2 separate regions of the Homo sapiens genome follow, and region 2 is linked to region 1. A link is a loop called in an ENCODE intact Hi-C map of the cell type or tissue named here. Cell type or tissue: A673. All regions are shown on one strand.

The links. Peaks named below come from ENCODE experiments on the same cell type or tissue, not always from the same donor. Only the 100,000 strongest peaks of a DNase experiment are listed, where the experiment ranks them.
Region 2: it touches region 1 in a loop (2.4-fold over the local background); 2 of 110 quality-filtered maps call a loop at or near these places.

What each region holds. Positions count from the first base shown.
Region 1 is chr6:91,489,252-91,497,251 of GRCh38, forward strand. No RefSeq gene overlaps it. Among named protein-coding and RNA genes, the nearest start is that of MIR4643, 28 kb to the right of the region's middle. In A673, no CTCF peak of the experiment used is centred here; a DNase peak (open chromatin) is centred at 3,900; H3K27ac peaks cover 981 bases.
Region 2 is chr6:91,078,134-91,086,133 of GRCh38, forward strand. No RefSeq gene overlaps it. Among named protein-coding and RNA genes, the nearest start is that of MIR4643, 440 kb to the right of the region's middle. In A673, CTCF peaks have their summits at 2,011 and 3,546 (motif pointing right); DNase peaks (open chromatin) are centred at 3,548, 4,228 and 5,328; H3K27ac peaks cover 3,039 bases.

The DNA.
Region 1 (8,000 bases):
GGTGAAGATATTGAGACAATAAATAGATAAATATCTTGTTTAACCTTTAGGACCTAAGTAGAGTAATAGCTGAATCCAGATCTCAGGTGCATGTATTCTCAGCCAAGTCCTTTCTTTTCTTTAAATTTTTTTTATTATTATACTTTAAGTTCTAGGGTACATGTGCACAACACACAGGTTTGTTACATATGTATACATGTGCCATGTCTACAACCATCTGGTCCTTTCTTATGTAAGGGGTATAACAGTGGTGTTTGAAATCAGCATTACATTTCACTTTTAATATCTTCCTTCCTTAGCCTGATTTCTTTTGAATCTTAAATATTTTTTAATCAGAAATTTCCTCCATCACTGACTTGCATTTTGGCCCAAGTGGAAAATTGAGGTCCTCCCATAGAGAAGTTTCCCTTGACTTTAAATACTTAAAGGTTAACAATTGATTATAATCCTCCATTTCTATTACATAACCAAAAGAGTAAGTAAAATTTGAATTAGTTAGCAGATGTGGCAAATATGTATAAAAATGTAAAAGTCCAAGTGAGGTACTTTGATATAATTTAAAAATTATAAATAAAACACAGCAAAATGAGGAAGACCAGTAAAGAGAGCTGTGGTGGAAATGCAAATTAATATAACCTCTATGGAAAACAGTATGGATATTTCTCCAAGAACTAATGATAGAACTGCCATTTGGTCCAGCAATCCCACTATTGGGTATCTACCCAAAAGAAAAGAAGTCATTATATCAAATAGATACCTGCACTTGTACATCACAGCACTATTCACAATAGCAAAGATATAGAATCAACCTAAATGCCCATCAGTGGCTGATTAGATAAATAAAATGTTCATATATATATATATATATATATATATATATATATATAAAATACTATTCAGCCATAAAAAAGAATAAAATAATATATGTTGCAGCAACATGGATGCAACTGGAGGCCATTATCTTAAGTGAAACAACTCAGAATGTCAAAACGCATATGTTCTCACTTCTAAGTGGGAACTAAATAATATGTACACATGGACATAGAATGTGGAATAATAGACATTGGAGACTCAGATGGGTGGAAGGGTGGGAGGGGGTGAGGGATGATAAATGACTTAATAGGTACAATGTACATTATTTGGGTGATAGTTACACTAATTTTATACATACATTCCTAAATATATAAAAGTGCTGCAGAGCCCATCATGAGAGTTTTACCTATCCTCTAAATTTAGTGGCAGCTGGGTCAGTCAGACTGGTTGCTCCAATTTTGTCTTCTAGGAAAAATAAAATAAAATAAAAATTCCATTGTTTTTGAAGGTTGGTACTAAGAAGGTTTTCAGTTAGAATTTATCGTGCTGTCCTTATGATTCATTTACTGTTAGTAGAAACACTAGTGCCTGAACGTTGCTTGAATTTTTAATCACTCACCACTCTTTATTTAGTGAGTATGAGATTTACATCCAAGCTATAATTGGGTGCCCACCAGTTTCTTTTTTTGAGATCTTCATTAGCAAGTGGAATCATTGTTCTCAAGCCCACAGTCAAGACTGGACATCTGAATGACTTCTAATTCTTAGAAACAGGACAATGAATTCTGTGTAACAACAAATCTGTTCTTTGATTAATGGTTTGTCCTTCAGAACACAGGAAACCACAGGCTTGTGTAGTCATAGTGGGAGACATTTTTCCTAATCTAAGGGTGACATCTCTTATTTGTGTAGCTTTGTCGTTTTAGGCAATTTGAAGTTTTCTTGGTATTTTGGTTTTCCTAGGCATTTTCATTTCCATTCCTAAGCCTATAAAGTCTCCAGTTTGTTCACTGGCTTTAGAGTGCTATAGAGTTTGAGATTGCTCGGTTTCAGTGAGACTTTTTATCATGTAAATGTCATCAGTGCTTAGATCTCTGACTATGGCAGAAGAGCTTAGGAAACATAGATAATTCCTTTGTTATTACATTTTAGTTATTTTGAGGGCTGGCTTTGATTACAGTTTATATAGAAAATATAAATATACTCTACCTTTCTGACCTTTTTTTCACTAAGTCTTGTAGAGCATATAGTTTAATTGTTAAGGAACTGAAGAAGATATTTTAAATAAATTATCTCTCATGAGAAGGATTAGAATCAGTCCTGTATGTTTTGACTTCAGCCAGTTTTATATTTTAAGGTCTGTCAATTGCAGTTTCCACTCCTGGAAGTAATTTCTATATCAATTAGTTTCAAGTAGCAGGAATACGATTCAAAATACATACAGTATTTCGTAAGCAAAGAGGAATATTTATTTTAAGGGTAGTGTTGTTTCATAGAATCCAGGGACATATATACATATATGATTGCAGTTGGTTTTCAGGAAGAAATAGAAAAATTATCTAAAAAATCTTTCTTTTTTCCTCTTTCTCTCTCTCTTCTCTGGAAGTCATAGTAAAGGTAGTCCTCAAAGAAGAGGTAAATGTTTGTGTTCTCCTAATAATCTTCCCTCTAAGTAGACACTTCTCTTAGTCATAACAAGACTTTTTGTGGTGAAAAAAATCAAATAATGGGAGGAGATGTAAAAAGTTACAATAATTTTGAAGGTTATACAAGTTTGGAGAAAGTAAAATGTTTGAGTTAGGTTGAGATGAGGCATTACTTGATTCCCGGGCATTAAAAGTATGCTATGAGGTAAGCAAAATTTTCAAAGATTCCTTCAGCCAAATATGCCTATCTTAATTTATATTTTCCAAGGGACTTATAGATTATATAATTACTGATGCTGGAGAATGAACCCCAATTAGCCTCATGTGTTTGTTTGTAAATGTGTCTATAACCCAATCCTTTGTTTTGTATTCAAATGGAGATTATAGTCAAACTATCTTTGTTCCTTGTATTTAGGTCTATTCATAGAGGTCTTAGCATCTAAAAAATGCCATAATTTTCATTATTAAAATAACAGGCTATCCTTATATTATTGTATTATTAAATTGGCTATTGTTTCTGAGAAGCATTTATTTTTCTTTGTTTCTTTTCTCTCTTATTGTGGACAAAATATCTGTATAGTCAGCTATTGCTGCACCAATGCTGTATAACAACTGAAATAAACCAGTGATTTATAATAATAGGCATTCTTTTTTCTTAGCCTTTGGCCTGAAGGTCAACAGCTACAGCCCTGCTTTAGGACACTGCTCAACTTATGTCCATGCTGAAGTTGGCTCAGTATGCTCCATGTACTTTTTTATTCTTCATGGACCAGCAGCTACCTGAGACTTGTTCTCAACACAGTGAATCACTGGAGTGAATAAAGATAAGTAGAAATATTTGATATCTTCTGTGGCTTTTGCCTGGAACTAGCACCTTCTCACTTCTCCCACATTCCATTGACCAAGTATGTCACAATCCCAACATTAGTGAAACAGAGAAATATACCATGCCTTTAGTGGGAGAACTATAAAGTCATATGGCTAAAGGTATGAATGTATAAATATATTTATGGAAAGTCATGAAGAATTGACAGCCATGATCCAATATCACACCAAAGAAAAAAGAATTCTGCGGTGATATTTGAAATATCTGATATTCTTCTTTTCCACTACTTTTGTAGCAATGGAATAACTATGACTTTGTTGCGCATACAATACTTGTTGAGATTTGGTAACACAATGAAGTCTTCACAGGACATTGTCTTGGGACTTTCCCATATCTAGGGTAATGAAAGAGACATTGGCTCATATCTGTAATCCCAGCACTTTGGAGACTGAGGCAGTTGAATTGCTTGGGCCCAAGAGTTCTAGAGCAGCCTGGGCAAATGATGAAACCCCGTTTCTACAAAAAAATACAAAAATTAGCCGAGTTTGGTGGCACGTGCCTGTAGTTCCAACTACTGGGGAGGCTGAGGTGGGAGTATCACTTGAGCCCTGGAGACAGAGGTTGCGGTGAGCCAAGATCACACCATTGCATTCCAGCCTGAGTGACAGAGTAAGGCCTTGTTTCAAAAGAGGGAAGGAAGCAAGGAAGGAAAGAAGGAAGGAAGGAAGGAAGGAAGGAAGGGAGGGAGGGAGGGAGGGAGGGAGGGAGGGAGGGAGGGAGGGAAGGAGAAAGAAAGAGATGTTGAAACCTCACATAAACAACAGTGTGTGTATATAGGTAGAAAATTAAATTATAAGTCTGATTTTAAAAGTTCAGCTTAGCAAATGATTGTAAGAATGCCTAATTATTGAATTGTTATTCTGTCTCTACCCATTCAGTGTTTCAAAAGCCATTTTCCCATTTTCAAGAAAAAATATGGCTATGATCCAACTTTCCCTTTAAATTGAGGAGTAAAAATTAAAAAAAATAAAAAAAAGGACAGCTGTAGCCTAAATATAGCCTAAATGTGTATCCTAACTTGTTTCACATTCCAATCAATGACTTATACTGATCAGAGCAGAGCAAGTTCAAATATCTCATTTTCTACTACAATAAAGATTTTGCATTAAAAATAATATTGGTCACTGCTAAATAATACTATACAATTGGGAAAATATCATCAAATAAACAAATTAAAATTTCTTTTTAAACCTCCAAAGAAGAGCTATTTATTTCCACTTCAAAGCTGCATAAATAAATCTTTTTTACAGTGTACCTGCAGCGTGCATAACATCATCTTGCATATTACAAAAGTGGAAGAGAATAATGCATGGCTGCTATATTTTAAAAACATGTATACAACAGCAAACAGGAACACTGAAATTTAGTTCTGGTTAAAACCCCTTTTTGTTTTTGAATTTGGCAATAAGTTAGTATCAGGAATTATTATCCTGGAGAATCACTCAAATGTAATTTAAATTATTTTATTTTGTTATAAACAAAATGTAATCAAGAAGGCATAGTGGAAAGCATGTGTAGATTATAGACAGTTATGTATTTCATTTATTGCGATATTAAGAAAAAGAGAAGACAGTTTTTGCAGCGATAGTTAAGACATATTTACCTTTAGGACATGTTTTACCACTTTCATTAGATTTATTCTATTGAGATTAAAAAGTGAATACTAGGATATATAAAATAAGACAAATGTTATTTAATGAAGTTTGGCAAAAATCATGTCAGGTGCAAGCAATGGGGATTGAAGGGGTAAAGATAGTATGGGCTTCCAGGTAATTTAGTGCAGTTCATTTGAATTCAATTTTTGGAGTACCTATAGCAAACCACACACTCTTTTAATAGTATGGGGGATCCAGTAAAGAGCAATGCTTTCTTCTCAGACCAAGGACATACAGCAATAGCAGTAAGCTGACAAGGCAAGTGGTTTTTATTTGACTGGAATAAATTTGGTTTCTCACTATTTTAGTTAGGAACAAACAAACAAAGCTACCAAATAGATGTTACAGAGATGCTTTGCTAGATAAAATGTCACAGCAATGGGAAGGAAGAATCTCCTGGGGAAGCAAGTTTCACAGATGATAGGTCTTGACTGAGAGAGTTTTAACTTTGACTGTTATACTTATCCATGAGATAGAGATACAGTATGTGTTTTCAAGAGCTGTGACAATAAAGTGGAAAATAGAATATGTGTAAAATACTGAGCCACCCCAATTTTTTCTCTATTTGAAGCCAAATTGTGTTGGTTTGATTCCTTTTATAATTGCTAAAGTTTTCAGAAATGGAAGTTATAATTAATTGTTGTATAATAAAATTGACTAATTAGAATCTAAGTAATCATAGATCCTAATAATAAAATTCAGCAAACTTAGAGAAATTGATTTTAGGAAAAAACAGCTTTATTTTAGAGCTTTAGCCCCAAACATATTTCCAGCTAATATCTTGCTTTTGGTATAAATTCAGTGTTATTCTCTACCCTTTTATTTCTTCAAATACTGCGAGCAGAGTGAGAATGAATGTTCAGAGGGAGGACTGGAAGGCCGTGTAAGCTTTTCAATCATCAAAGAAGTTTCTATCTCGTTTGATGTTTCCTCCTTACAAAGACAGAAAATTGGACTCTTGCATTTTAGAAAGAATATATACTGTAGGTTCTAGTTTACTTTAAGTTAAACAGAAGATAGCATTAATCCTGTATATCAGTTACTGGAGGCTAGCCTTGATTTAAACTTTATGTATAAACAATTGTACTTTGAATTTCATTGGTGTATGTGTGTAAACACTTATTTCTAATTTGATATTGCATGAGGGTTTAGGATTTGGAGACCTTTCTAGAATGTCTTTGATCTTCAAAACTTACTGAATGTTCAGGTTTAACATTTTCCTTTGGGACAGTTTGCAAGCAATGCTGAAAGTTTATGGTAAAATATATGAGACTGCTGTGTAGTAGAAGTCACTTATTTACTGTCTTAGTTCATTTTCTGCTACTATAAAAGAATATTACAGACTGGGTAGATTATAAAGAACAGAATTGTATTTGGTTTGCGATTCTAGAGACTTGGAAGTTTAAGAATACTGTCCCAGCATCTGGCCAAAGTCATCTCATAGCGGAAGGGTGGGATGCAGAAGGGCAAGAGTGGGATGCAGAAGGGGCTGGACTCCCTTCATTACAAGCTGCTCTTGAGATAACTAACCTGTTCCCATTATAATGACATTAATCGATTCTTGAGGCTCCGCCCTCATGACCTGATCACCTCTCTTATTAGGCCCTACTTCCCAACATTGTTGGATTGGGGATAAAGTTTCCAACACAGGAAGTTTTGGGGGACACATTCGAACTATGGCAGCTATCTTCAGCTCTGAGGATTAGTGACTCTTCTTCCAGGTCAGAAAGACTTTCTTCCTCATTTCATTATACCCAAATACCACCTTCCTAGAAAGACCTTCCCTTGTCAGTCTAAATAAAATGTTGTTTTTTTCCCTGTCAATCTCTATCCTCCTTATTCTGTTTTATTTTTCTTTATATCTCGTTATCAAATGGCACATTATGTGTGTGTTTGTCCTCCTGCTGCCTTAAAATGAAACTCCATAAGAGTAAGGACATTTTGTGTTTGATTCATTTCTATTTCCTGAGTACCTAGAGCAGTTCCCAGCACAACTAAATGCTCAATAAATATTTTTCTTCAATGAATGAAGAAAATTGGAGAGTAAATGAAGCTAGTCAACTACTCAGACACTGTATCAACTCATCTTTTATTATGAGTATGGTAGTTCTTATTAGGGATTGTAAGAGGTAATTTATGTTTTTATTTTTACCTGACTGCATTTTATGAGGGAAAACATACGCTATGGTGGTGCCTGGGAATTCTGGGAAGTCATGATTATCTAGATATTTCCAGAATAAGGGTCTACTTAGGTAATAATGTCTAAAATCTTTACATGCATCAGCACAGTGATACACATACACATGTGCATACATTCACAAATATACATGCATATGTCGCATAAATATTACCTTATAATTTTAAATGTTGAATATTTTATTAACTAAATTCACAGTCATTTCTTTTTTAACCTATCCAATATTTATTCCTGTTACCCTTTCATTCTTGCACAAACTGAACTTTTTATACTGTGTGTTAAATTGATCTAATATGAAATCCAGTTTAATTATTAAATTTAGTTCAATATTTAATTTGGTTTAGTAAAAGTGATCTTGCATATAATGTATGCATTTAATTGATATATTTAGGACAGGATAATTTTGAATAGGTTAAATATTTAATGTAGAGTAATTTTTTAAATTATTCAGGATTAAAAATAGAATAGATCTATGTTATCAAAGTACTGAGCAGATAAATGTCATGATTTAATAAATTTCTGTTCACATATGTGAAATACTGCCATTGCTTAACTTCTTATCACCAATCTGTCTTTGTCTATGGTCTGGCTATGAACTCTGTTTTATTAATAAGGAAAGAAACTAAAGGTCTTCAATATCACAAAATCTTTCTTCTTTCTCTTTGAAGTATCTAATGTCAACATCCTTTTACCTATCCTTTTCCTACTTTTCTTACTCAAATTCTTGTTAGTACATTGTGACTATTAGTATGTCTTTTAAAATATGAGATTTAAAATGAGTTAGCACTTTCTCTCTCTTTTTT
Region 2 (8,000 bases), 410 kb before region 1:
TTTGTTTTTAAACTCTATGGTTTCTTCTTTCCTTCATTTTACAAATAATAATTGGCTGCCTCCACACTTCTTTCTGCTAGTTGAGTGGGAGGAGAGAGGCATGAATCAACCAATGATCCAATAAATTATTTAATTTCAATTATGAAAAGTACTAGGAGGCAAAAGAGGCTATGGAAATATATGATGGAAGTGAGTGATGGGGTCCAACCTAGGTCTAGGGTAAGGGCAGGAGTCCTTGAGGAAGTGACATTTGAGCTGGGCATTAATTCCAGGCAGAGGGAACACCTGCATGAAGGCCTTGAGGCAGGAAGTAGCATGGCACCTGAGAGGGTCTGAAAAAGGACCAGAGCAGCAGGCATGGAGATTGATATGACATGAGCTGGGGAGACCAGGAGGAAATGTGGGCTCAGGTAGGGCCTTCAGGTCAACTTTAGAGTTTGATGTTTATTCCTAAGTGCAATGGGCTGCTAATATTCATTGAAGTGTGTTTATCTCCATACACATAATAAATACTATAAATATAAATAATATATATTTATATTATAAAATAATATATAATTTATAGTATTTATATAAATTTGTATATTATTTCTAGAAATAACATATACACAAATATATGTTACATATATTATATATTTGTATATAAATATTATTTCTAGAAATAATATATAAATAATAATAGTGTTTATTATGTGGATAATAATAGAGGAAAAAAGCTGAGGTTTCAGCATCTCTTTTTCCCCTAGAATTTAGATTGGAGTTTTCCAGATGATCTATGGTAGGAGTCAGCATCCTTTCAAAGCAGGATGCGAAGCTGCCACTGCCTCCTATCCTGATTTACAGGATAAGGTCCAACTCTTATAATGAGCAAGATGGGAGCCATTAGTTGTCCAAGATGTCAGAGATCAACTTCTGCACCTTTTGGCAGGGGACTCCCTGCTACCTATTGCCTGGGGACTGTAGTTTCCCTCTCCTCCCCTGTCTCATCTTAAGTTATATGGAACAAAGATTACTTTCAGACTGACTTTGCTCTTTTATTTTTGATGGGTTTGGAGGATCAGTCAGCCAAAGCCTAAATAAAAGAAGTCCCCAATGCATAAACTTTCATTTCTAAAGCTTTTATATCAGAAGGTGGAGTGACCCTTGGATTTATCCCTTCGATTATCAAATAGGCTTGCTTTCCCTGGTGCCTGTATCTGTGCTCCAGGCATCATCATTTCTCCTAGAAGTGAGATGATAAATGGTGGTTCTGTTCCTGGGCAAGCCTACAATTGTATTAAATGGCCTCTGAGCCTGGAGAAAAGGGGACCATGCAGCTCAGAAGGGAGGAAATGAGGAGTAGAATCTCCTTCCCTCTCTCCTGGGTGTAATTTTGAAATTAGAGTGATAAAAGAAAATCCTGTTTGAGTGGGAGCAGGGAGAGCTGCAAGGATAAGCATAAACTCTATTAATGAAAGGTGGTCCCCAGTATAGGGCTTCCAAGTGAGCTGGTGGCCTCCTGAGCTGGGCATGGAAAGGCCGTGAGGAGCACTGCCTTTAGATACCATAGGGAAGATGAAAAATGTTGGAACCTGTTTATATTGACTCATATGTACTCCCAGGAAGCGCTACAGTTAGGCTGGCACTGCAGCTGCTCTTCGACACTGTTCAGAGTCCCCTTGTGAAACATGGAGGACTGGGTGACAGCTCTTTGTCTCCTGGCTTCCCAGAACCGATAGCATGCAGTGACCGGGGCCTCTTTCTCTCTCCCATCTCCTCTCTCTTTCACCTGTTTTTGCAAAGTTGTGTAGTAGAAGCAGCCTTTACCATTTTAGGAGCAAGCAGCCTGTGCAGTGGAAAATACAGCAAAAATCACCATGTGCAGCTCCAGCAGCAGCCCCAGCCCTACTCAGTGAAACAGCCGGGCAGAGGTGGCAGCTGTGGGTGTGCTGGGAAGTCATGGGAAAATCCAGAGCAGAGCCAACGCAGGGCCACTGAGTGCTGCTGCAGGGGGCAGGAGAACCCCACTAACGATCCTCAGTCCTTAGAGTCAGGGAATAAAGCCAGGCATCTGAGCAGATATGAGCAATCCCAGAGATAAGAATCTAAGCTCCTTGGGAGCAGAGGCTGTGTCTTGTGTCTCCTTGAATTCCCAGAGTCTATGTTGGCCACACAGCAGAATGCATCCTTCATTGCTGGAAGGAAGAATCAGACACAGGAGATGGGAGGGAGCCACCAGAACTGTGGAGAGGTTGGAGGGCAGAACACTCAGACTTAGAGGCATGTGTTGAGGAGGAGATAGACTAAGAGACTGTTCTGTCCTGTCTATGAAGCCCTGAAAGGGATGGAGCTAGCCACTGAGAAACAACTACGTGGAATTATACTGGAAAATTACAATTAATATTTCACTTTTCTCAAAAATATTTTATTTTGAAAGACCTGAATATCTTAAATGCTGGTTACCAGAGTTACCATGTTGATGTGAAATGGCCTGTTTTGGCACATCATTTTAAGGTGTGCACTGGGAGGGCAGGGTTGGTGATAAGCACACCATCCACCCTAGGCCAGGGTTTCCCATCGCATATCCCGCTGAACACCAGTCTTACTGGGTGCTCTACCAAAAAAAGAAAGAAAGGATCCTTGGCCAAATAATTTAGGGAATAGAGTGGACCAGATGTTTCTTTTGGAGAGCCTTCATTTAAATAGCATATGAGGGTCTGGACTTCAGTGAACAGACTTTATTTCATTCAATGCAACGCCTCCTGAGCTTCAATGAACATAGAAGCCCATTGACATATAGCAAATATTTCCTACATGTTGGGCAATGTTGCTGCTGTGGCTAGTTAAAGCAGATTTCAGTTATATCTGTTTAGGGCCATTGCAGAATCACAGGAAGTTGAAATTTTCCTTAGACCATTCTGAATGACCCCTGGAGCATAGTCCTGGGGCAATGGCTTCATTTCATCATGGATCTGGATCCAGAGTCAGATAAAGCCAGTAAAAGAAAAACCTGTCAGCTGTTTACCTGTCACTAAATAAACAAAGGCAAATTGCTTTACTTTCTTGAGCTCCATTTTTCCCACCTGCCCTCTTGTACTTCTTTTCTCAGAAGGGTGTGTAGAGAATGAAAGGTATATCTTATCCCATGAAGCCTAACTGGGATTTGTTGTAGTTAAGCAGAATTAACATTTCTTATTTGCAAGCATAATCTTCTTTGCTATTCCTACCAGCAGGACTCAGAGAAGTCAGATTGTATTGTCTGCATTTACAGAGGTAGAAAGCAGTGCATAGAGAGATTGAGGGGATAACAGAGTTCCTAGCTGGGTGTGTCCTTCTTGTGATACTCTAAAATGGGCTGTTGCACATACAGCTCACAAAATAGGGTCTTGACCAAGAGGAATACAGCTGAGCTCACTTCTAACAAAGTCTCTGCTTGTAGCTGGGGTTGCTAGCTTTGTAGTGATTTGTCAGGACTAGGTTCTGTTTTCATTACTGTGCTCTTGCACAAACAGAAGGCGATTTGAAATAAATGGGGACATTTATCCACTAGGTGGAGCTACATCCTTTGTTCTCTGATGGATGCTTTTCCCAACACTAAAATGTATTTGGTTTGGGTGGGAACTCAGCAAAGAGTATACATCGTTTTTTTCTCTCACCTTGTTGTGGGAGCTACAGTACTTTGAATGAAGAATGAATGGAGAATGGGCATGTTTTCATGCTGGGAATAAGAGATACGATGTGTTAGAATGTCCTGTGAAATGTAGCAGATAGCTGAGCGAAATCAGACTGCCTCACTTTGAATTAGGTCCCACGACTTGCTAAATGCATGGAAAATGGAAAGTTATTTAACCCACCCGTTATTTCACTTCTTATCTATTTTTTTATTTGTTAAATAGTTGCATTATAAGGTTTCTTGATGGAGTAAATGAAATCTGTGTGGAGAACTTAACCAATAATCTGGAACATTGTAATTCCTCAGTGTGTTAGTAATTGGTATTATCTGTGGTTTAAGTTTTCATGTGATTCAATGCCTAGTAAAAAACAACTTGATATTTTCATATGAAAATGTGAAATTCAACAGGATTTGTATTTCCGGGCTGCCTTGATTCTTTTGTTACCATTTGGGTTCCCGCATGCCCTCAACCTTCTTAATCCCTGCACGGCCTTCCTCTTCCCTAAAGCAGTGTTCTTCAGACTAATGTGTGCATCCAATCACTAGGAGGACTTGTTAAAACTCAGATTGCTGGGCTCCACCCCCAGGGCTTATGATTCTGTGGGGCTGTGGTGGGACTTGAGAATAGACATTTCTAAAGAATGCCCAGGCGATGCTGATGCTGCTTGCATACCTGCTCTGCCTGCCTGTGGGTGGGCCTCATGTGGGCACAGTGGGCTGTGACTGGGAGGCAGGGCTGCGTAGGCTTCTTTGTAGTTAGCTGCTCCAGGCCAGGCTGGCTCCCTTTCCTGGCTGGCCTTGGTGTCTAAAATGCCTTCCTCTAGAGATGTGTTTATATGAAAAAACAGATAAAGTCATTGTGAGGCTTGCAACTCCTCTTTATCATTTCTTCTTACCAACCCTGTCCCTCCCCTTACAGTTTTGATCTGACTCACACTGAAAACACACTAGGCTTCCCAGTGAATAGCTTAGAGGCCAAAGGCTATGCAAGAAATAGTAGGCAATTCGTCCACATTAAAAAAATGATCTTCAGCACAGTATATGACACATGGTAAACGTTCAACTATATTTGCTGAATGAATAAATGTGCTATGGAAGCTACATGTGGGCTAATGATAGGAGACCTCACCAGCTAGAAAGCTTTCCATTTACCAGCTGTGTGACAATGGCAAAATTATTTTATGAACAAAACACAGCTTACAATGATTAGGTATTACTGTGATTTACAGCTACATATTGATTAATACTGCTTCAATTCTTTTAGGTTGAACCATGTAAAATCGCCTCTATCTGACCATTTTTGATTTACAAAAATGACAGCTTTATATGGTTCAGCCTGATAAAACTTCTGTACTTTAAATTAGGCACATGCTTAACTAAACTCTTTTTCCGATATGCTTTCAATTCCGGGGAAGTGGATTCCTTCTTCTCTTTTTCTCGCTGCACATCTAAATGTTGTGGGAATATTTTAAAAAATAAGCCTGATGTTGGCTCTGTAAAAATTCAGTTTTATTCCCAGTCCAAGACGATCCTTCATCACTATTTTCTCATTGGAAGAATGATTCCCCTTCATTTGGAAGCAACTGGCAGATGTTCCCTGCTGAGCTGGCTCTCGGTTTTGGTGGAATGCTGCGGTGTTGAAATGCCACATGTACAATTGACTTTTCTTACTCTTCCCACTCCCCGTTCTGGAAATTGCTTCCACTTCCACCCCCACCCCATTCATAGGGTACATTAATCTGTGTTTTAATCTTCTGCACAACCACCCATGCCCTCTTCCCATGTCTCTCCCTCTCCCCCACCCTCTCTCATTTAATTACAACTAACTTGAGCATCAGCAAGTGAGAGCAGCTTGCCACACGACTCTTAAGTTATTGCTTTAGTTATGCAAGAATCAATGTAAAGGTTTTAAACCCATCTGCTGTTGAGTCTTAGAACTTTTGGTGCCATGAAGTCAGTAAGATACAGTACTCTTCCAGTCCATAGTCATTCAATAAATACTTTTTGTGCACGGATTATATTAAGAAGCTCTGGCCACTTGTCCTTCATTGGAATATTTGTTAAATCATTTTAACAACTGACAGCATTTTTTTTTTTTTTAATATGGAAGGTAGAAAAAAACATGAGAATCCTGGTTACCAAAGGCTGTGGTAGGCGCACTGTCAGGAGGCACGGGGCTCAGAAGAAGGCCCCAGACAGGTACAAAGTGGACAAATTTCACCTATTGCACAACTTTGCCTCATTTGGTTATATATAACTACAATTGCTGAAGGAAGAATTAGGTATATAAACTTGGTATTTTAAACCAAATGCACGCTCTACAAATCTCTCTACAGAGTGAGCAGATAGAGTATTCATTCTGGAGTCCTGGGGTTCACTGCTCAATCACAGTGTGGCTTTGGGCAAGTTACTTTGTTTCTTGGTGCCTCAGTTTCCTCATCTGTAAAATGGAGATAACAGTAATAACTTCACAGAGTTGTTGTGGGGATAAAATGAGTGAAAGTGTCTAAAGTGCTTAGAACAGTGTCTGGCAAATAAAACTATGTAAATATGAGCTATTTTTAGTTTCAGAGAATATCTCAGAAAATGCTAAATAATAAAAATATGTAAATAATCAAGAACTGCATTCTCCTGCAGGAGCTTTTGTAACCTTGAACTTTTAAAGGTCTTCTGCATTTTTTTTTCCAGGAACATGCAGTTTTAAATGGTTTTAAGATCATTATTTATTTTAAAAATCATTCAGTGCACTAATCCGGTGGGTTTATTATCAATATATCCTTTTTTTTTCCTCCCTTGATATTTAAGCTAAAACTTCTCTCTTCTTAATTCCAGTCTATTTTTCCTCATTATCATGCTTTCACTATGCTGGTGACTTTTTTTCTTTCTTCATGTTTACCTCGTCCTGATATTTACAGAAGTACAAGAGAGAATTTGTGAACTTGGACAAACTCTTCTGGAGAGAACACTCCAGGGATCTTTTACAGACATCACAGTTCTCTTGGTTACATGAGGCAGCATGAACACAGTGCCATGGGTGCCTTTGGAAATTTATCATGAATAAAAACAGAGAAAACCCAAAAGCCACCCATTCCTGAATTAGGAAGAACAGAATTCTAGGCTGACTTTTGAATTTCCTCAAGGACTTTAAATTCCGAGGTCTAGTGATGAAACAATTCACACAGTCTTCAGCATTTGTGTTGTCATGTTTGGAATTGTGGGGGGTTGACTACAGTCATAGTTCGCCAGGATTTCACAGCAGGATCGTGGGGTCTCAGCGACCCTACCCTCATGTAGATTATTTGTGCATGTTGGAAATATATTTAGTGCTTTGATATTTTATGATTATTTTATTTACTTACTGTAACTGTCATGTTTGGGAAAAAACATATTATACTTAAAAGGTTTATTTATGTTTTTCTTGTATTTTACGCCATGCTTCAACTCTGAAGTCTTTTAAACCTCAAAAGTATATCCAGACTTCAATACTAAGTTTTATGAGACAAATTATTTTTTTGTCTGCTGATTTTTCATAGTTTTTCCATGTATGATATTTACTTATTGGAATATTTATTTCAAGATGTCATATTCAGGGTCTAGTTAGGGTAATTTTAAGCATCCGGTAAGAAGTTATGTGTTGGTTACTTTTCTTAAAAACAAAAATTACCTGTCTCATTTTAGATACCTTCCATAGAGGAGAAAAAAGTAGCACCAATTTTATTCTGTTACAAAATTTCTCACTTTAGTAATATGGATACTGGAGAAATGCAGAATCTGAGACACTATGCAAGAGTTGTACAACTAGATGCAAAAGCTACATGTTGACGTATTCAAGCGAAAGGTCAGAATAAGCAAAGGAATGGAATTCTTTGGTGATTCAGTTTTTATTCTAGGTTTTATCCTTAATATGCATCTGAGGTGGTGAAGATATGACATCAAGATACTACAATTTGAAAGTATAAGTCCTCATTTTCTGCCCTATCTTATTTTTAAGTTGTGTGTGAGCATAGAGGTAGGTGAATAAAAAATTAGTGCAAAGAGGGCACAACTAAATATCATCTTGGTCCAGCCAAAATCCCTAAGTCAAAATTTACCAGACTCTCTGCTCTTGACCTTGAAGCCTTGTAATCTACTAGACTATTTAAAGAGAGAGTAAGAAGGGCACTGTGGGCCAGGCGCGGTGGCTCACGCCTGTAATCCCAGCACTTTGGGAGGCCGAGGCGGGCGGATCACGAGGTCAGGAGATCGAGATCATCCTGGCTAACACAGTGAAACCCCGTCTCTACTAAAAATACAAAAAAATTAGCTGGGTGTGGTGGTGGGCGCCTATAGTCCCAGCTACTGGGGAAGC